Regions from separate parts of the Homo sapiens genome. Here regions 2 and 3 are each linked to region 1. A link is a loop called in an ENCODE intact Hi-C map of the cell type or tissue named here. Cell type or tissue: heart left ventricle. All regions are shown on one strand. Links, peaks and the distances in the headings refer to the core of each region. The heading gives the core; the rest is flanking DNA.

The links. A loop is a pair of places that touch in the nucleus more often than their neighbours do. Peaks named below come from ENCODE experiments on the same cell type or tissue, not always from the same donor. Only the 100,000 strongest peaks of a DNase experiment are listed, where the experiment ranks them.
Region 2: a loop joins it to region 1, with 3 times the contacts of the local background. A loop is called at or near these places in 30 of 110 quality-filtered maps.
Region 3: it touches region 1 in a loop (3-fold over the local background); 57 of 110 quality-filtered maps call a loop at or near these places.

Annotation. Positions count from the first base shown.
Region 1 is chr22:31,944,044-31,951,142 of GRCh38, reverse strand. It overlaps YWHAH (tyrosine 3-monooxygenase/tryptophan 5-monooxygenase activation protein eta), which reads right to left and starts at 6,608. Exons shown (of 2, transcript NM_003405.4): 1 at 6,323-6,608. The coding sequence starts at 6,409. YWHAH-AS1 (YWHAH antisense RNA 1) reads left to right here and starts at 5,777. Exons shown (of 3, transcript NR_171018.1): 1 at 5,777-5,910. LOC124900477 (a long non-coding RNA gene) reads right to left here and starts at 6,309. Exons shown (of 3, transcript XR_007068065.1): 1 at 5,908-6,309; 2 at 5,465-5,643; 3 at 1,991-3,679. RefSeq lists enhancers at 5,638-5,687, 6,431-7,099 and silencers at 6,008-6,347, 6,418-6,637, 6,648-6,737, 7,018-7,099. In heart left ventricle, for the core only: a CTCF peak has its summit at 3,674 (motif pointing right); no DNase peak of the experiment used is centred there; H3K4me3 peaks cover 2,712 bases; H3K27ac peaks cover 2,075 bases.
Region 2 is chr22:31,868,842-31,875,940 of GRCh38, reverse strand. It overlaps DEPDC5 (DEP domain containing 5, GATOR1 subcomplex subunit), which reads right to left. Exons shown (of 43, transcript NM_001242896.3): 34 at 5,197-5,351; 35 at 2,609-2,686; 36 at 1,536-1,668. Among named protein-coding and RNA genes, the nearest start is that of YWHAH, 72 kb to the left of the region's middle. RefSeq lists a silencer at 3,304-3,598. In heart left ventricle, for the core only: a CTCF peak has its summit at 3,485 (motif pointing left); no DNase peak of the experiment used is centred there.
Region 3 is chr22:31,672,964-31,680,062 of GRCh38, reverse strand. No RefSeq gene overlaps it. Among named protein-coding and RNA genes, the nearest start is that of PISD, 14 kb to the right of the region's middle. In heart left ventricle, for the core only: no CTCF peak of the experiment used is centred there; a DNase peak (open chromatin) is centred at 3,172; H3K4me3 peaks cover 1,001 bases; H3K27ac peaks cover 247 bases.

The DNA of each region.
Region 1 (7,099 bases), core at 1,160-6,159:
GCAGGCGGATCACTTGAGGCCAGGGAGTACGACACCAACCCAGTCAATATAGAGAAACCCCATCTCTACTAAAAATACAAAAATTAGCTGGGCATGGTGGCGTGCACCTGTAATCCCAGCTACTTGGGTGGGACATGACAATCGCTCGAACCCAGGAGGTGGAAGTTGCAGTGAGCCAGGACTGTGCCACTGCACTCCAGCTTGGGCGACAGAGCAAGACTCTGTCTCAAAAAAACAAAAAATGAGCTAGAGGGATGAAAGCTTGCTGAGCTCTTTCCCAAGTTAATGCTTAGGAAGTGAGGATCTTGCCTGGCCTGCCCCAAGCTGGAAAGATATCCACCAACAGACCAAGTCCTACAGGCCACTGGGCAAGAACATCACCAGCCAGGGTCAGGCTGAGCCCCTTATCCTCACCAGGATGAGGCTGCAATTCTGTAAGACCACAAATAGGCTAAACTTCAAGCTCAGAGCAGGCAAGTTCGGGTAAGTAACATCCACTCTAAGCTAAATTTTAGTCAAATAAAACAGCTACCCTTGTATAGCCAAGAGACTGTTTTTGCCTTGCTTTTGACATAACTGAACATTTTCATGGGGATTGGCAAGGATTAAATACAACACCATCTGAATGGCATTACTGCATGCTACTGTCCCTAGAGGCATCCGAATTGAAGGCTTCAGAAGCTGTGCCAGGTTCGGATCATTGGAAGTGCTAACACTCACCACCGCAGAAGGGAATGCCACTGCAGCCAGGAGTAGGGGCGGGAGGAGCACCAAAATGCTGGGACAGAAGACAAGCTGCCTCCACTTGGACACTAGGAGGAATTTTACCAGCAACCTAGAGACAGAAATTTTGGGGCCTGCATAAAAATATACTAAAGGGTGCAGGGAGAAAAATACATTAAAGGCAATATGGAGAAACAACTGGTGCCAAGAATATGAAATAATTTCTTAAAATACCCCAAATAAAATGTAACATAGTCCTGCACTTCTTAACTCAGGAGAAACTCAAATTCAATACTTTGTTAAGCAAAAAAAAAAAAAAAAAAAAAAAAAAAAAAAAAAAAAAGGCCTCCAAGCCTTCAGAACAAGCAAAATCCAGATATGTGAGTTTCCCTCTTATGTTTCTCTGTTGTAGCTAAAACCCATAAATGGCAGATTGTTCTTAATCGTATTTGGAAAAAAAAAATGACTTGCACCCAACAGATAAAATTATTTGTTTAGTAAGCCCACTTATGAAGAGTTCTTGGATTTCAGTCACCAGTGCTGACAATGGTTAATATACCAGAATGTATACTAGACATATTATCCCTTTGCCTCATGGGGCATTGTTACATAGTGGTTAAAATGAGAGCTCTAAATTTGAGTTTGAATCTTGAATTCACAACTTACTAGCTGTTTGACCATGAGAAAATCAACCTCTGAAAGTCTCATTTGTAAAGGGGAGTAACAGTACCTATCCTGAATTGTTAAACAAGAATGTACACATGGAAGGTGGCGGGCACCTGTAGTCCCAGCTACTTGGGAGGCTGACACAGGAGAATGGCGTGAACCCAGGAGGCGGAGCTTGCAGTGAACCAAGATCCTGCCACTGCACTCCAGCCTGGGTGACAGAGCATGACTCCCCCCCCCACCAAAAAAAAAAGTACACATGGACTAACAGCTACCGTTTACCAAGTGCCTAAAAAGTTAAATAAGTTCTAACCAAGCGCAGTGGCTCACGCCTGTAATCCCAGTACTTTGGGAGGCCGAGGCAGGTGGATAACCTGAGGTCGGGTGTTCAAGACCAGCCTGACCAACATGGAGAAACCCCATCTCTACTAAAAATACAAAATTAGGCGGGCATGGCATGGTGGTGCATGCCTGTAATCCCAGCTACTTGGGAGGCTGAGGCAGGAGAATTGCTTGAACCCGGGAGGCAGAGGTTGCAGAGAGCCGAGATTGCTCCATTGTACTCCAGCCTGGGCAACAAGAGCGAAACTGTCTCAAAAAAAAAAAAAAAAAAAAAAGTAAAATATGTTATATAAACTTGCTAAATGTAACACACACACACATAAAACGTTAGGGGTACCCTCTCCGAAACCGTATTTCTGGAAAAGTGTGACGCTACAGTCTGTCACTGATATAAAATCCCAGACAAAGACCAACTAAAGAAAATCCCCACCAAAGAAAATACATTTTTGGTTTCTTTAAGGGAGTCAGTTCCGGACTGTGGAAGTTCTTCTGGGGATAATTCAGGGACCCAAACCCACATGGGGACTACAGTTTCTATTTCAGTGCAAGAAAGCCACGTAAGCTGTTTGCCCACCTGAAAGGACCTTTTAAATTCAAACTATTACAAGAATAATCCAGAGCCTTCTTCCTTCCTCAAAGACGATTACATTTTAAATGCCCAGTTAGTGGGAAACATAGCTCCCTAGTTTTTACATATTTCAAACTGTAGTATCAATGTGGCTTTAAGATTTCCTACTGGTTGGGTGTGGTAGCTCACTCCTGTAATCCCAGCACTTTAATAGGCTGAGGCAGGAGGACTGCTTGAGGCCAGGAGTTTGAGACCAACTTGGGTACCATATAGAGATCCTGTCTATACAATTTAATAATTAGCTGGGCACGGTGGCATGCATCTGTAGTCCCAGCTGCTCAGGAGGTTCACTTGAGCCCAGGAGCTCAAGGCTACAGTGAATTATGATCGTGCCACGACTGCACTCCAGCCTGGGTTCCAGAACGAGACCATCTCTTTAAGAAAAAAAAAAAAAATACTAATCACACCTCAAAATCCTCCTACTCTCTGTGACACTGATCTGTCTCACCTGGGGCAGTCAGCTGTGCACTTTTACACAGCACCTGCTCATTTCCCCACTTCCCAGAATCTCACAGTTGTTGCAACAACAGCCTTTTGCCAGTGGTTGGGCCAAATGCCCCTCCTCTCCGACTCCTGTTTCCTTAAACTGTAGTTTTGTTTCCTGCACTTAAGATTTCTAGGGAGCCGCTGTGGCTCAGGCCGGTTGCCCTGGCACTCGGGGAGGTGAGGCTACACGTTCGAGGCCAACCTGGTCAACACTGATTAAAAAAAAAAGATTTCTATATATATATTCTGCAGGTACTTTAAACGTGTTTCTGCCCGTTTTCTGTCAACACTGTAATCAACTGGTGTATCAGTGTTAAAACACAATGCTAGCCCAGTAATTTTTACATTTGATAACTTTACAGTTACCATCTATGTTTTAATATAAAATAGATGACTTAGGGCCATAATACATGATGAAATTATGTCTGTCTATGAATATCCACCAGAAATCTATCTGGTTATTTTCCCTCTTTCCTTAAATCACTTAGTCTTCTGGACTAACATTTAATCCCACTTTATAGGTTTATTTCAGTTATCAAATGGTATTTACAGAGACTACGAATTGTGTAGCCTAGAATTGCCTAGCCTAGAAAGGACTTAGGTTCTAGAATCTTTCACAATATTTCTTCCCACTATTATACTCTATGCAAGCTGGTAGGTATGAGATAGAGCTTGAAGATACTCCTTTATGCTTCACTTCAGAAACATTTCTTGCTTCTTCAAATTATGGAGAGAAGCAGGGAAGAGAAGTTCTCAACAGGTTTGAGGCAAGACCATTGTTTCCAGTATGCACGATTTTTCTTCAAGCTTACCAACACTGTCCTCCAGGTGACGCTGGTAGAATGAGGAACATCAATCATTACAGGAAGGCAGTATTATCAAGTGAGCATTTTAATTATGAAGGAAACAGAAAACAAGTTAGAAGACTGAAGGCAAAACTGACTTGTTAATAACAGCAACATCACTAGTTTTATACTTCAGAGGACCTAAAGCCAAGATGTAAGTTTCAAGGTTACAGACTGGTGGCATCAGAATATATCCTTAACACATGTGTCCTGCTCCATCCTCCCTACAGCAGGCTACTTACCTGCCCTTCCCCAGCCCTGAAGAAAGCCCAGGTAAACCCAGAGGGTTACTGAAACTTACACCCTTTCCAAAAGCCTTAGTTAAGGCTGATGAGATTAATAACATAGAGACTGAGTCATCCCAGTAACATTAAGAATTTAATCTACAAACACCAAGTTAGCAGGGAAAGTGACCCCTGCCAGTCCCTTCCAATATATTCTTTTTTTTCTTTTAAAGAAAATACCTATAAGCACAATATATTCCATTTAGATGATGGGGGAGAAATGGTTTATCACCATTCTGAGATGGCAGAATTAAAGCTTGGATTGACTCTTCTACGCTGGGTGGCTTTTCCAACTCATTAATTATTTCAAATATAGATATTATAGATTCCTTTGGTTTACAAAAGGCTACCTTAACCCTCCAGAGAAGATCTATGGACACAAGTAGCTTGCTGCAGGAAAGCATTTTACAAGCCTACTAGAAAGCCAGTCTTTTTCTCTGCTCAAACTAGATTTCGTTCTGGTAACATCTCTCCATTCTTGCCTTTTTCCCCCATTTCAAGTTGCCTCAGGTTTCTGATTGTTCCAGAACACACCTTCTAGCCATTTTTCCTTAACCTCCATTTCCCCTTCCTTTAAACCTCGTCCCTCCTTTCTTTTCACCACATTTATTTCCCAAAGGGCTCCGAACACTGCAGTCTTTACGTCTCACTTAGAGGGTGAGCAACCACTTCATGAAAATGTGTGGAGAGGCCTCAGCCTGCATAATCCCAGCACCACTCAGTTACTGGGGAGGAGGGGCTTAAGTGTGACCTGCTGTGGACAGAGGCAGCTTTATCCCACAGAAAATTAAGGTTCAGGGTCCCTTCCAAGGAAATGCATTCGTCAGTCCCATTTTTGTAAAATATGCAAAACTATATTTTAGATTTTCTTTTAAAGGACCCCCTGAATTACATAAAGTTCAGCCTCCAGACCTAGACCGTCCCCCGGTCTGGAAGAAAACCTGCCTCACCACAACAGCATGCTAATAGTGCTCAAGTCAAGATCACCAACAAATCAACATACGGGCAACGGTGTTGCTGGTTTCCAAACACACCCAGTTATGTGTGTAACAAGGACACCAGAGGAAAGGCAACTCTTCAAGCACCTTTCTTACCTGAACAATCCTAAATATTGGCCCCAACTACATATTTCATCTGATATTAACATCAAAAGCCTTCAAATGAGCTTTCCAAATGACTTAAGATTTTAGGGAGCCTTTGTATTGGCAGTTTTTTTTCGGAACTCCCTCCAAAAGGCCAGCAAAGGATACATTTACTATAATCATGGGCAGTAATTCTCAGACTTAAGCCAGCTAAAAATCGCCTGTGAGAGCTGGTTACAATGCAGATGTCTGAGTCTCACCGCCCGAATTTCTGAATGTATAGGTCTAAGGCGGAGTTCAAGGGGATCCTCCCAGGTCTCAGGAGGTTGTACACTGAACATAGGTTGGTGGTCGCAGTTGTTCTACCACTGTGTGACCTTGACGCAGGGAGAGGAAATATTCATTTACAGAAAACGTAAAATAACGTGGAGAGAGAGTGAGATGGTAACCGGAACTCAGAAATGCAGGTGGTGTGTGACCCACGGTATTTTGCTAGGGTGTGGCTGGGCACGACTCATCCACCGGAGAAGCTGCAGAATCGATTTATGAGGGTCTCAGGAATGCAAAGACACACAGATTCGTCTCACCTAGAAGTCACGTTTCATTTTAATCTCCAAGCAGACAGCGCAGCAGCAAACCTGGGGCTGTGGAGTGGGGCCCCACACCCTCCGCCCACTCTCCCGCCCCCGTCCACGCCTAGACTGCAGGAAAGGGGTCTTCGCACACAAAGCCAGACCCCCAGGCGTGGGAAGATGGAACCAGAACAATTCGAACGAGCAGAGCAAAACAGATCGGAATTGCAGACTTCAGGTCGTGGCAGAGAAAACCAGCTGAGACAGGGCGCCACTTACTAGGTGATTCTTTATTCCAAGTTGGGGAACGGAGGAAGACGAGAGGGGGAGCCCCCGGGTCCGGTGAAACGCTCTAGGAGAAATGCGGCTCCTTCGCGTCCCCTAGGGCACCCTCTGCCCCCGGCCGGGTTCCGAACTAAGATGTGGCGACCCCGACCGGCCCGCCCCCCTTCCGGGGCTGCCTTCGCGATCCCGAACTGCACCCTCCCGGATCCCCCACCCTGGGCCCAGCCTCAGGAAGTGGCGGGGCGCCCAGCGGGAGCGGGAAGCGCGGGCTAAGGGCGGGCGGGCGGCCACGCCCAGCCGGGTCGCCGGGTCGCCCATGGCCGGGAGGGGAACGCGCCCGCGGCCATCCCCGTCCCTCCCCAACGCCAGGCCCCCCCCGGCCAGCCGCCCGGGCTCCCGGCGCGCTCACCGCCTTCATAGCGGAGGCCATGTCGTCGTAGCGCTCCGCCTGCTCGGCCAGCCGCGCCCGCTGCAGCAGCTGCTCCCGGTCCCCCATGTCGCTCGCGGCTCGGCCTCGCCTCGCGCCTCACACCGCTGGCTCGCTAGCCCTCCCGCCGGTCAGTCCGCTCCCCGGTCGCTGCGGAGGCCGCCGCCGCGCACGCGCACTGGCTCGCCGGCCGGCCGGAGGCTGCAGGCTGCAGGCTGCAGGCAGCGCCGCCGCTCGCGCCCTCTCGCTGGCTCGCCCCGCGCGCTGTGGCTCGCGCCGCGGACAACGCCGAGGGAGGAGACGCGGCCGCGCTGGGGGATGGGAGGACGGGACGACGCCTGCGCAGTGAGAGTGGCCAGGCCGGGCGGCGGGGAGCGGCGGGAGTGGGAGGGGGGAAGGGCGGGCCGGCCCTAACGGTCTATTTCAAGGTGACGTCACCTACTATAAATAGCCACCGCCGCCGCCGCCGCCCGGCCTGAAAGCCGCGCAGGCGCTCTGCGAGTGCTGCATTTTACCGCCGCAGAGATGGAGGTGGAGAAGGGAAAGCCGGGCAGGAGACTGCGGAGCCGGTGGAGGGGGCGCGGTGATGGCGGCTGCACAGGCAGTGCATTGTCATAGCCCCACCCTGAAACGCGCCACTCCATCCACGTTAGAGATCTGGCTTGAGAAGGGCCCCAAAAGCAAGCAAACATACTGGCGGAGAAGCCGGGAGACCGCGTGCCCCGAGGGGCGGGTCCGCCCAGCCCCGCCCCAGCCGTC
Region 2 (7,099 bases), core at 682-5,681, 75 kb after region 1:
ATTCAGATGGCCGGGAGCAGTGGCTCACGCCTGTAACCCCAGCACTTTGGGAGGCTGAGGGGGGTGGATCACTTGAGGCCAGGAGTTCAAGACCAGTCTGGCCAACATGGTGAAATCCCATCTCTACCAAAAATACAAAAATTAGCTGGTATGGTGGTGCATGCCTGTAATCCCAGCTACTCGGGAGGCTGAGGCAGGAGAATCACTTGAACCTAGGAGGTGGAGGTTGCAATGAGCTGAGATTAGCACTACTGCACTCCAGCCTAGGCGACGAAGTGAGACTCTGTCTCAAAAAAAAAAAAAAAAAAAAAAAAATCCACATATGCCACTATTCTACTTTCACAAATTTGACACTTCTCTATACTGATTTCAGATATTCTTATTAAAAAAAAATCTCCTTAGACTCTCCCACTCCCATTACTCTTTCTCTCTCCCCAGAAATAAATGGTTAGTGTAATATTATTCTTAAATAATTTTATTATATAAACACGTATGATAGAGAATATAAGGTATTCTTTCGGGATTCTAAGTTTTTAAATAAAGGGCATAATATTATATCATTTTATAAGTTGGTTTTCCAGTCCACATCATGCTTCTGACATTTATCCATGTTGATACATGTACCTTCAGCTCATTCATTTAAACTGCTGTAGTAGCATTTCATTATTTGAATAAGGAAATCGTATTCTCAGGGAGACGAGAGTGTATACGGCAAAGGCTGTGCAAAACAGCACATCAAGACCCTCAGAGTGAGAACTGAGAATCACATGCTTTTTCAAATCAGTTATCAATTTTAACATTTCCATGATGACAACTCAGCTGGTAAGGAAACAGTACTGACTTCCAGTTGGGGCCTCCGTATAGACAGGATGGCATGAACTGGCTCAGTCAACTGGCCGTTTCCCATTTCCTTGTTATTCCAGTTCTGCCATATTCCAGAGTTCCAGTTCTGAGCAGCGTAATTAAATCCAGCAAGCATGGTGCTAAGTGCCTACCAGGTGCCAAGCAACATGCCTGGCACTGGTGATACAGAAATGGAAAATAAGAGGTGATCCTGCTCTCAAGGAGCTGGTTGAGGCAGGAGACAAATGAGAGAAAGATCTTCATTCTGTTGTGCTAAGAGCTCTGACAGAGTAAGTACAAGGTGACAGAAGGCCCCTGGGTCAGAGCCTTGAATCCAGCATTGAGTCTTGAATAAGCATGCATTGACCAGGGGAAACTGGCGGCTTGAGGTCAGAGGGAGGGCATTCCCCCAAAAATCATAGAGATTTTTCTGAGGTTTATAAATGCACAGATTCTGTCCAAAACATTTCAGTTCAGACAATAAATTCTGCACGGTTTTTAAGTCAAGATACAGTGTATTTCAAAGCAAGACTTGTTCTTTCATCAATTCCAGAAAGGCCTCCCACTTATTAAAAAAAATCCTCACCCCAACCTGCAGATCTCATTACTGGAAAGGGTGATGGCTTCTAAGGCAGGCCCTGATTTTTCGGGACCTAAGCAAACAGCTCTATGGGCCCCTCTTGCTGTCTCACCTGCATGATGTCAATGGCCATCGCCTGTGTCTGGATCCCCTCCACGTGGTTCACCAACCAGTGTACCACCTCCGCGCTGATGAAGCAGTACGGTGAGAGGCCCTTCTGTTCAGAGAGCAGCTGGACTCCTGTCCTGGGTTCCAACACGGTGAACGGGGAGCAGGGGATGTGTGTGCCCCATGGCAACAAGTGGAAGGAAAGATGAAAAAGAAGGGACTCCCACTAGAGCATTTAATACCATAAAGCAATGTCCCTATGCTATTCCTAGACTCAGAGAAACACCCATGAGAGGACAAAAGAAACTGTTACCGGGGGCCCAGCGTGGTCGCTCACGCCTGTAATCCCAGCACTTTGGGAGGCTGAGGCGGGTGGATTACCTGAGGTCAGGAGTTTGAGACCAGCCTGACCAACATGGCGAAACCCCGTCTCTACTAAAAATACAAAAATCAGCTGGGCGTGGTGGCGGGTGCCTGTAATCCCAGCTAGTCAGGAAGCTGAGGTGGGAGAATCACTTGAACCTGGGAGGTGGAGGTTGCAGTGAGCTGAGATCGTGCCACTGTCCTCCAGCCTGGGCAACAGAGTGAGACTCTGTCTCAAAAAAAAAAAAAAAAAAAAAGAAGAAGTTGTTATGGGGAAAAAGGAGAAGGGGGAGAGAAAGGAAAAGATGGGAACTCACATTCGGAGAATACCTATACTTGTCAGGCATCATACTAGGTACCTCACATAATTATTTCATTTAATCTTTACATCAACCCTGTGGCTTAACTACTTTTTAAAAAATCCCTTTTAAAAAAATCCCATCTTGAGGCAGAGGTTGGGTGAGCCAAGATGGCGACACCGCACTCTAGCCTGGGTGACAGAGTGAGACTCTGCCTCAAAAAAAAAAAACAAAAAACAATTCCATCTTACAAACAAGGAAACAGAGGCTCAGAGAGGTCAAGTGACTTGCCCAAGCTCTCAAAACTGGTGAGAAGTACAGTCATGTACAAATCTACCAAACCACGCTGCCTAAACATGGCTGTGGCACAGGCTTCTGGGAACCTTCCAACCCTACACTGTGGTGAGCCACTTACGAGGGGTGCTTCATGGCTTCCAGGATCTCTGTCAGGGTAGAGGATGAGGTCAAGGAGCTTGCCACCAGCTGCTGAGAGCTGTAACACAGGGTGTCAGGTCAGCAAAGCAAGATGGCACGTATGCAGTCAAGAGCACGAATATTAGGAACAGTCTCCACTTCCTATGGAGCCAGAAACCAGGACAATGTTGACACTAAAGGCATTTTAGTAAATTCCAAACAGCTATATCAGGGGGTTATCTCATAGGGGGTTTCCTATTTTAAAATATACACATTTAGGGCCGGGTTTGGTGGCTTACGTCTGTAATCCCAGCACTTTGGGAAGCTGAGGCACGTGGATTATTTGAGGTCAGGAGGTCAAGACCAGCCTGGCAAACATAGTGAAATCCCGTCTCTACTAAAAATACAAAAATTAGCCAGGCATGGTGACGTGCGCCTGTTGTCTCAGCTACTTGGGAGGCTGAGACAAGAGAATCGCTTGAAACTGGGAGGTGGAGGGTGCAGTGAGCTGAGGTCGTGCCACTCATGCACTCCAGCCTAGGCAACAGAGCGAGACTGTCTCAAATAAATAAATAAAATAAAATAAAATAAAATAAAAAATGTCCACATTTAGAATTCAAAGTACTTTTGTGTCCAAACTTGCCCTTAGTAAGCATCTCTCCTTTTAATAATATTCCTCAGGCCCAAGGCCCAACCACTTCCAAGAAACCCCCTGGACTGCTCTGGGTTTGCCCCAAGAGCCTTTCACAGGTAGCTTCATTGAATCCTGACCAGAGTACTAGGTAACACCCTAAGAGCATGGGGAATGGAATCCCAGTATCATCACTAACCTGCTACATAGCTTTTCTTGGCCTCAGCGCCCCCATGTGAAAAATGGGGTTAATGCTGTTCCTGTCTTTGAGGGCTGATGTGAGGCGAATGTTTATACGATGCTGAGCACATGTACAGGGCTGACACACAGGAAGCCCAAAGTGGTAAACAATACTAAAATAATTAACACCGACCCTTTGAAACTGACTAAAGGAACTGCTGAAGGTCAAAGAGCCAGAAGTACCAGGATGTGGATCTGAATCCAGGTCAGTCTCTCTCCAAAGTCCTTTCCACCACCTGCTGCCCACATTCTTGCTCAAAGGTGTGATGGTCCCTTAAAACGTGCTTAATACTCAGCAGCTGAGTGGCCACCCACTATACCGAACTGGGCCAGCTGTGGGGCTTATCCAGAAGCTCCTCAAGTTCTTTGAACTTCTCCCTTTCCTCAGTCCCAGACTACTCTTCATGACTATTCAGAGGGTCCAGAAATCACTGGAAGTGTTTCAGAATTTCAGGGTTAGAAAAAGTTTTCAAAGACCCTTGAAATGAACTTCCTTCTAATGCCTGAGTCTCTGCTGAGACCACGTGTCTGGGCAAGAGGCTGTCCTATCTGTGTGAACATCTTCAATGGCAAAGAACTTGGCACCTCTAAGTGCAGCCCATTTCCGTGCAGCAGGACCCACTGCTAGTAAGTTCTTCATCATGAAATAGAATCTGTTCTCTGTATTTTTCAGTCATTGGTCCTGATTCTACCTGCCATGTCATTTTTGGTCTTTTCACCTCCAGCCTAAATATCCCCGATTCCTCATTTCTTCTGAAAGCAGAAGTAAACCTACTGTTCTACCCTTGTAAGCAATGAGGAAGCAGATTTTTTCTATGCATTGGGCAGCCTCTCCAATCTCCTCCACGCCTACAGCCAAAAAGCCAGGTAGGCTTGATGGGTATAAGGGCATGAGCGAAGGCAGGGAGCAGAGAAGTTCAGACCTGCTCCTGCTTCTGAAATGACCATCACCTCTACTGGCCAGAATGAACAGGCTGCAGTAGATGAGACACAGATTACACCAGCACAGAATTTATGACATAAGGGAAATGGAGTGACTCCTGACAGAGGCCAGCCAGGTGAGCAGCCCCAGAGAACTTTCTGCTCTCAGGGCAGGGGTATAAAAGTTAAGTCTCTTAGATGATTTTGCCAAGGACTGCTTCGTCAATACAGTGAGACAATAAGAAAAGACTGCGGCATAATTACTATAAAGCAAACACAGCTGGGAAGAAAATAAAACGGTTTCTCAGAATTGACAACAGTAGTAAAAGCTGGTGCACTTGCTCGAGCAAATGAAGTACACACAGCTTCCTTTTCCTCCGGATACTAAGGAATAGAAGAAGAACAGTCATGTTTGGCCACAATTAGTGATTCATCCACTGTTTGTTCTTTTCCTTACTGACAGCATGCTATGACGTGCAAGACATTGTGCCACAGGCACCACAGTGAACAAGACAGACTGGACAGAGCCCCCTTCCGGAAGCCCTGTACTCCTGTGTGGTGCCTGACACTTTCCTACATCTCTGTGGGAACCTCTTAGCTATCCTGTGAGGATGGCAGGAAACAGATCATTAGTCCCATCATACAGATGTGGTTAAGGACTAACTTGCCCAGGGTCGCATGTGACTTGTGGCAGAGTCAGAACTCGGCCCAGAGCTTTGGACTTCAGCCTCTGCAGCCTTTGAGATCAGACTGTCCCCACTCCCCAGGAACATGAGTTTGGCCACTCTGAATCTCACCTGCTGTCACTGGAGTTTGTGGAGGAGTAGCCCTGTTCTCCTATGTTCTGGGAGTTCCCAAAGGTCTGGCTGTTGCCTCTGTCCATGGATTGGCCTGTGCATATGCCCAAACTGGTGCCGTCCAACATAGGAGTGGCTGTTTGGTCCACAGATACCTGCAGGAGATTTAAAAATGAATACTTGATTCCAAAAATAACTGACAGGAAAACACAGTAAATAAGCTGTACTGGCTTATTCACTCAGTAAGCATTCACAAAAAATAAACAAAAATTAATGCAATCCTTCCCATTCTGCTCATTCCCACTACCCCTTGGTCCCTAGTGGCACAGCTAAAGTTGTCTAGAGACTCTACCCAGTCTTGTGTGCACTGCCTTCTATCAGAGCAGCTGGGAACTCCCACCCTCCAACCAGGGCAGATGAGAGGCCACTCTTCACAGTAAATCCCCAGGACCAAAGAAATCGCTTCAGCACCTGCCTCAAACCACACGATTTACACTAAAGAAAAATCTCCATAGAAAGAGTGGAGAAGTCAGAATCACTCCTTATGAGGACAGCAGGACTGAAAGACCACATTTAGAGACAAATAGGTGAACATCACAATGTACATCTTCTGCCTACCGTGACTCACCCTTTCCCACCCAAAACCTCCTTTCTTCTACCTTTCAGTTTGCTCAGGTTCAACTCTCAGAGCCATCTGATAGCTCTCTTCTCCAGCTTTGCATCTAAAGACAGGCCTAGTCCCACGGCCTGCCCTCTGCAGATTCACATGCATCTCTAAATCATGCCTGTACTTCCTCTGGCCAGGGAGGGCTGTAACATTCTTCTAAATAGCCCCTGATTGCAGCCTCTCCCTCAAAAACCCTCCCTGTGAGCCAGCTCCATTTGCATCGTCTGTCAAGAACAGTTCCAATCCCATCATTCTGTTACTCTGAAAACTTTCAAGTCTCCCCATGAACCACCACACTGAAAACCGACTCACAGGACATCACGGGTCCTGCACAACATTGGCTTGACCTGAGATCTCACCACACTGCCTACCATTCACCCATGTGTATGTGTCCAGCCAAATGACACCGTGTGTGTATAAATCCTGTCTATGTGCCCCATATCGCCCTGGGGTGCTCTTCTCCACAACTAGTGGCTAAAAACCTATCAGTCTTTTTTTTTTTTTTTTTTTTTAAAGACAGACTCTTGCTCTGTCACCGAGGCTGGAGTGCAGTGGCGCAATCTCGGCTCACTGCAACCTCTGCCTCCTGGGTTCAAGCGATTCTCCTGCCTCAGACTCTCAAGTAGCAGGGATTACAGGTGGGAGCCACCACACCTGGCTAATCCCATCAGTCTTTAGGGCCATTTTAAACGCTGCTCCCTTAGCAAACTGTTCCGATTCAGTCCGCCCGAGGCCTCAAGGAGATCCATCTCCCTCTCTACTCTGGACCTCTATGAGCTTCTGGTAGCTGCCAAGCTGTGCCTCATGTAATGGTGCTGCATCTTTTTTTTTTTTTTTCCAGAGACAGGGTTGCCCTCTTTTGCTCAGGCTGGAGTGCAATGGTGCCATCACATCTCACTGTAACCTCAAACTCTTGGGCTCAAGCAATCCTCCTGTCTCAGCCTTCCAAGTAACTGGGACTACAGGCATGCGCCACCATACCTGACTTTTTTTTGTGTGTAGAGACAGAGTCTAGCTATGTTGCCTCGGCTGATCTCAAACTCCTGGGTTCAACTGATCCTTCCGCCTCAGCCTCCCAAAGTGCTGGGATTACAGCCTGTAATGTTGTTATATCACCTTTAAGGGTCCTGGAGGCAGGATTATAACCTGTTCACCCGGAAGCCCAGCAGCATGCATCAAAGATTATACCCAGAGCAAGTATATGAAGAGAATGACTAAGTCTTTTAGAGCAATTCT
Region 3 (7,099 bases), core at 953-5,952, 270 kb after region 1:
ATGGTTATTTGGAGAAATGTACTCTCCTACACCATTTCTTGAGAAAAGAGTTGCTAATTAACAGTTAAGGCAGTATAATCTCTTTAACCTCTCATTACAGAATCTTGTGTTGGTAGAGCCTGGTGAAGACTGATCAAAACTAATTTAAGGCTGAGCGCTGTAACTCATGCCTGTAATCCCAACACTTTGGGAGGCCGAGGCAGGTGGATCACTTGAGGTCAGAAGTTGAAGACCAACTTAGCCAACATGGTGAAACCCCATCTCTACTAAAAATACAAAAATTAGCCAGGCATGGTGGTGCACGCTTATGATCCCAGCTACTCGGGAAGCTAAGGCTGGAGAATCACATGAACCTGGCAGGCAGAGGTTGCAGTGAGCCAAGATCACGCCACTGCACTCCAGCCTGGGTGATAGAGCGAGACCCTGTCTCAAAAAAAACAAACCACTGATTTAAGAATCCTGGCCAGGCGCAGTGGCTCACGCCTGTAATCCCAGCACTTTGGGAGGCCGAGGCAGGCAGATCATGAGGTCAGGAGATCGAGACCATCCTGGCTAACATGGTGAAACCCCGTCTCTACTAAAAATACAAAAAAATTAGCCGGGCGGGGTGGCGGGTGCCTGTAGTCCCAACTACTCAGGAGGCTGAGGCAGGAGAATGGTGTGAACCCGGGAGGCGGAGCTTGCAGTAAGCTGAGATCGCACCACCGCACTCCAGCCTGGGCGAAAGAGCGAGACCCTGTCTCAAAAAAAAAAAAAAAAAAAAAAGAATCCTCTCTGTGGTGTCCTGTCCTCTTCCAGCAATGGAAAACACATTTCTATTTACTTTCCCTTTTTTTTTTTTGAAACAGTCTCACTTTCGCCTAGCCTGAGTGCAGTAGCACAATCACAACTTAGCTCACTGTAGCCTCGAACTTCCTGGCTCAAGAGATCCTCCTACCTCAGCTTCCCAAGTAGCTGGGACTACAGTCATATGCCACCAAGCCCAACTAATTATTTTTTGGAAGAGACAGGGTCTCACTATGTTGCCCAGGCTGGTCTCAAGTGATCTCCTGCCTTGGCCTTCCAAAGTACTGGGATTACAGGCATGAGCCACCGCGCTTGACCTCCCCCGCCACCACTCCACCTTTGAGACCGTCACGCTCTATCACCCACGCTGGAGAGCAGTGGCATGATCACGGCTCATTGCAACCTTGGAACTCCTGGGCTCAAGCCATCCTCCTGCCTCAGCCTCCTGAGTAGCTGAGACCACAGTGCCATGACACCAGGCTAACTTTTTATTTTCTATAGAAGCAAGGTCTTGTTACATTGCCCAGGCTGGTTTCTAACTCCGACCTTCAAGCAGTTCTTTCACTTTGGCCTCCCAAAGTGCTGGGATTACAGGTGTGAGCCACTGCACCTGGCCAATATCACAATTCTGCGGTTCATTCTGGGATTTCTCCTTTTTATCTTATTATTTTTTTGAGACAGAGTCTCACTCTGTCCCTCTGGCTGAAGTGCAGTGGTGCGATCTCGGCTCACTGCAACCTCTGCCTCCCAGGTTCAAGTGATTCTCCTCCCTTAGCCTCCCAAGTAGCTGGGACTACAGGTGTGCATCACCACGTCCGGATAATTTTTGTATTTTTACTAGAGACGGGATTTCACCATGTTGGCCAGGCTAATCTCGAACTCCTGACCTCAGATGACCCACCCGCCTCGGCCTCCCAAAGTGCTGGGATTACGAGCATGAGCCACAGCACTCGGCCAGATTTCTCTTTTTTAAAAAGTGTTCTAGAAAATTCATAATTCTTCAACTTACAGGGTCATAAGTGAGTCCTTCATGACATCTTTCTCAAACCACCAGTCCCTCCTCCTTCCTTATCCACAGCTGATAGTTTTCCTTCGCATTTCACTGAGGAGGTAGAAGCAATCTGAATACAACTTCCACACCGACACTTGGCTTTTCCTTGCTCGGATCTCATGATACGTGTGCACTTGCTGCCTGTGCCGACAGTGATGCCCTTCTCTCACATTTCTACATGGTTCCTTCAGTTACTGTATTCAGATATGTGCCTTTCCAGATCCCTCTACTGGGAAGTGTACTGCCTCCCATTATATGTCCTCCTTATGGTGTGCGAGATAAGAGAAAGATTTTTTTTTCTTTTTTTGAGACAGAGTCTCACTCTGTCGCCCAGGCTGGAGTGCAGTGGTGTGATCAAGACTCACAGCAACCTCCACCCCGGGTTCAAGCGATTCTCCTGCCTCAGCCTCTCAAGTAGCTGAGATCACAGGCGCCCGCCATGATGCCCGGCTAATTTTTGTATTTTTAGTAGAGAAGGGGTTTCACCATGTTGGCTAGGCTGGTCTCGAACTCCTGACCTCAAGTGATCCACCCGCCTCGGCCTCCCAAAGTGCTGGGATTCCAGGCGTCAGCCACCGCGCCCGGTCGGTGATATATATATATATATATATATATATATATTTTTTTTTTTTTTTTTTTTTTTTTTTTGAGGCGGATTCTCGCTCTGTCGCCCAGGCTGGAGTGCAGTGGCGCGATCTCGGCTCACTGCAAGCTCCACCTTCTGAGTTCACGCCATTCTACTGCCTCAGCCTCCAGAGTAGCTGGGACTACAGGCGCCCACCACCACGCCCGGCTTATTTTTTGTATTTTTAGTAGAGATGGGGTTTCACCGCGTTAGCCAAGATGGTCTCGATCTCCTGACCTCGTGATCCACCCGCCTTGGCCTCCCAAAGAGCTGGGATTACAGGCGTGAGCCACGGCACCCGGCCTGTTTTATATATTTTTTAACACCACCACGTCCCCATATTATTCACGTTAAGCTCCTTGAGGTCAAAGACTTTGCTATATTCACTCTGGCCCCTCGGACATCTAGAACAAAACTTGGTCTTACGTGGTGGGAGCTCAGGAAATACTTCATGCGTCAATGAATGATTCCCGCCCCCGTTGCTACACAGACCTGCCCAAGTCCTCTTTACCTCGCTGACTCTCTGAATATTTGAAGACGCCCCCTAATTTTTCTCCACCCCTTCTTAAATTATTCCTCAAGGGACCTGGATTCTAGCTGCCCGAGCACTGACAGCGAAACCGGGCACTTCCTGGTATTCGGATATGCGCAGCGCCAAGCGCAGCCGCACCCACTGCTGGCCTCACGCCGTCTGATTGGCTGCAGCTCTCCGGAGGGGCGGGGCCATCCGAGAAGCTATCCATATTGGAGGAGGCTGCTAGTCCTTTGCTGGTACCTGCCGGGCTGGAGAGCGGGGAGGGTCACGTGGTTAAGACTCGCCACGTGGGCCGGGCGCGGTGACTCAAGCCTGTAATCCCAGCACTTTGGGAGGCAGAGGCGGGCGGATCACTTGAGACAGGCCTGGCCAACCTGGTGACTCTACTAAAAATACAAAAAATTAGCCGGGAGTGGTGGCGCGCGCCTGTAATCCCAGCTACTCGGGAAGCTGAGGCAGAAGAATCGCTTGAACTCGGGAGACTGTAGGTGCCGTGAGCCGAGGTCGCGCCACTGCACTCCAGCCTGGGAGAAAGACTCGCCTAAGCAGTTTCTCTCTTTTCTTTTGCATTTTTAATCTTAGACTTTTGGAGATGTTGAAATGGTCGCTGAAACACTGCAAACACAGGGATGGGGGACAGATCCCAAAGTATAGCAGCTACTCATGAGTCCCAGCGCCCCTCCTGTCCTTCCCCTACTGCTGCCTAAGTGGTCTTCCTAAAACACAAGTTTGCACTTGTCAGAACCACTCCTTAAGATCTCTCATGGGTTGCCCTCGTCTCCAAATAAAGATACTAACCACTGAGCTGGCCACGGTGTCTCACGCCTGTAATAGCAGCAGCACCTGGGGAGGCCAAGGCGGAGGACGTTTCACTTGAAGCCAGGAGTTCGAATGTGTGTGTGTCTGTGTGTGTGTGTCTGTGTGTGTGTGTGTGTGTATATATATATATATATATATATATATATGCCGGGCACGGTGACTCACGCCTGTAATCCCAACACTTTGGGAGGCCAAGGTGGGTGGATCACCTGAGGTCAGGAGTTCAAGACCAGCCTGGCCAACATGGTGAAACCCTGTCTCTACTACAATACTAAAAATACAAAAATTAGTCGGGCATGGTGGCAGGAGCCCGTAATCCCAGCTATGTAGGAGGCTGAGGCTGGAGAATCACTTGAACCCAGGAGGCGGAGGTTGCAGCGGCCAGAGATTGTGTCATTGCACTCCAGCCTGGGTGACAAGAGCAAAACTCCGTTTCAAAATAAATAAATATATATGTATATATATATAATATACATAATATATAATATATATTATATATATTTTTTATATATGGGGGGGGCAAGGTCTTGCTATGTTGCCCAGGCTGGATTAGAACTCTTGGGCTCAAATGATCCTCCTGCCTCAGCCTCCAAAGTAGCTGGGATTACAGGTGTCAGCTACTGTGCCCAGCCTATTTTTACATCTTTATTTTTATTTTATTTATTTATTTTTTGAGACGGAATCTCACTTTCTCGCCCAGTCTGAAGTGCAGTGGCGTGATCTTGGCTCACTGCAGCCTCCGCCTTTCCGGTTCAAGTGATTCTCCTCCTTCAGCCTCCTGAGTAGCTGGGATTACAGGCACATGCAAACATGCCTGCCTAATTTTTGTGTGTTTAGTAGAGATGGGGTCTCGCTCTGTTAGCCAGGGTGGTCTTGAACTTCTTTTTTTTTTTTTTGAGGCGGAGTCTCACTCTGTCACCCAGGTTGGAGTGCAATGGCATGGTCTTGGCTCACTGCAACCTCCGCCTCCCGGGTTCAAGTGATTCTCCCGCCTCAGCCTCCCCAGTAGCTGGGACTACAGGCACGTGCCACCACACCCGGCTAATTTTTGTATCTTTATTAGAGACACGGTTTCACTGTGTTGCCCGGTCTGGTCTCGAACTCCTGACCTCATGATCCGCCTGCCTGAGCCTCCCGAAGTGCTGGGATTTCAGGCATGAGCCACCGCACCCAGCTATTTTTACATAATTTAAAAGTACACAAATAGGCCAGGTGCGGTGGCTCACGCCCATAATTCCAACACTTTGGGAGGCCAGGAGTTCGAGACTGGCCTGGCCAACATGGTGAAACCTCATCTCTACTAAAAATACAAAAATTAGCTGGACGTGGTGGTGCACGCCTGTAATCCCAGCTACAAAGGAGACCTGGAGTTGTCTGGATACCTCTGTTTCAGGAAGGCAAAGGCCATAGTGTATTATTTTGGAAAAGGAATTTCCAGTGAAAGATTTTGAACATAAGCACATCATTTGGTCAAATATGTCTAAGTCTTGCTATCTTTTCTTGGCTTTGGAAGAAAAAGAACTTTAGAAGTAGGAGGACACAACCGGGCACGGTGGCTCACACCTGTAATCCCAGCACTTTGGGAGGCCGAGGAACGCGGATCACGAGGTCAGGAGATCCAGACTATCCTGCCTAACATGATGAAACCCTGTCTCTACTAAAAATAGAAAAATTAGCCAGGCGTGGTGGCACGCACCTGTAGTCCCAGCTACTAGGGAGGCTGAGGCAGGAGAATTGCTTGAACCAAGGAGGTGGAGGTTGCAGTGAGCCGAGATTGCACCATTGCACTCCAACCTTGGCAACAGAGTGAGACTCCATCTCAAAAAAAAAAAGAAGGAAAAAAAAGAAGAAGTAAAGAAGTAGGAGGACACATCCTCATTTAGAAAATTGCCTCATTTCCCCGTGATGCTCCAGTGGGTACGAGAGTGAGTGTAATGAAATAGATGGTACATCTGTCAACTCCAAAACTCAAAGGAAACATTCTTTTAAAGAACTGGCTATCTCAAAGTGTTAATAAGATTCTTGGCAAGATTAAATCAACACTGAAATAAAAAGAGCAAGATAAAAACCTATATATTTAAAGAATTTATTTTGAAAGAAAAGCCATACAAATATAATATAAGCTGTTTATTCTTACATTGTATGTGCAAAATCCGAATGAGAAGTACATTCCTGGCCAGGTGCGGTGGCTCACACCTGTAATCCCAGCACTTTGGGAGGCCGAGACAGGCGGATCACAAGGTCAGGAGATCAAGACCATCCTGGCTAACACGGTGAAACCCTGTCTCTACTAAAAATACAAAAAAATTAGCCAGGCGTAGTGGCAGGCGCCTGTAGTCCCAGCTACTCAGGAGGCTGAGGCAGGAGAATGGTGTGAACCCGGGGGGCGGAGCTTGCAGTGAGCCGAGATAGCGCCACTGCACTCCAGCCTGGGCGACAGAGTGAGACTCTGTGTCAAAAAAAAAAAAAAGAGAAGTACATTCCTGATGTGTGTTTGTCAGCTATTGTTGTGATATTGCTGCATAACAAATCACCCCAAATTCAGTAGAGAACAATAGTGACCATTTATCCTCATGCTCATGGATCTGCAGGTTGACTGAGGTGGGCTGATCTAGGCTTGGCTCAGTCTAATGGCTCTGCTTCAGCTGCAGGTCAACCGGGCATGGCTGTACTTTAGGTCCAGGTCTGCTTAAAATGTCTCTTATTCTCCTTGCACCAACTGCTCCCTAGAGCAGGAGATCCAAGCCAAGTCAAACAGCACATTTAAGGCCACTCCTCTCTTCACATCCTTATATGATCCATTGACCAAAGCAAGACACATGGCCAAGCTCCACATGAACAAGGCAGAGAAAATATTCTACTCATAGTGGAAGAATTGTAGACCTACATGTCAAATGAGAAGGATATAACACAGCAAGAGCATGTGCCGGGCACGGTGGCTCACACCTGTAATCGTAGCACTTTGGGAGGCAGAGGCAGGCAGATCACGAGGTCAGGAGATCAGAACCATCCTGGCTAACACGGAGAAAACCTGTCTCTACTAAAATTACAAAAATTAGCCGGGCATAGTGGTGGGTGCCTGTAGTCTCACCTACTTGGGAGGCTGAGGCAGGAGAATCGCTTGAACCCAGGAGGCGGACATTGCAATGAGCCGAGATTGCACTACTGCACGCCAGCCTGGGCAACAGAGTGAGATTCCGTCTCAAAAACAAACAAACAAAATACAGCAAGATCATGAATAATTGGGATAAATGAACAATAATTCAATCTACCATAAAGTATA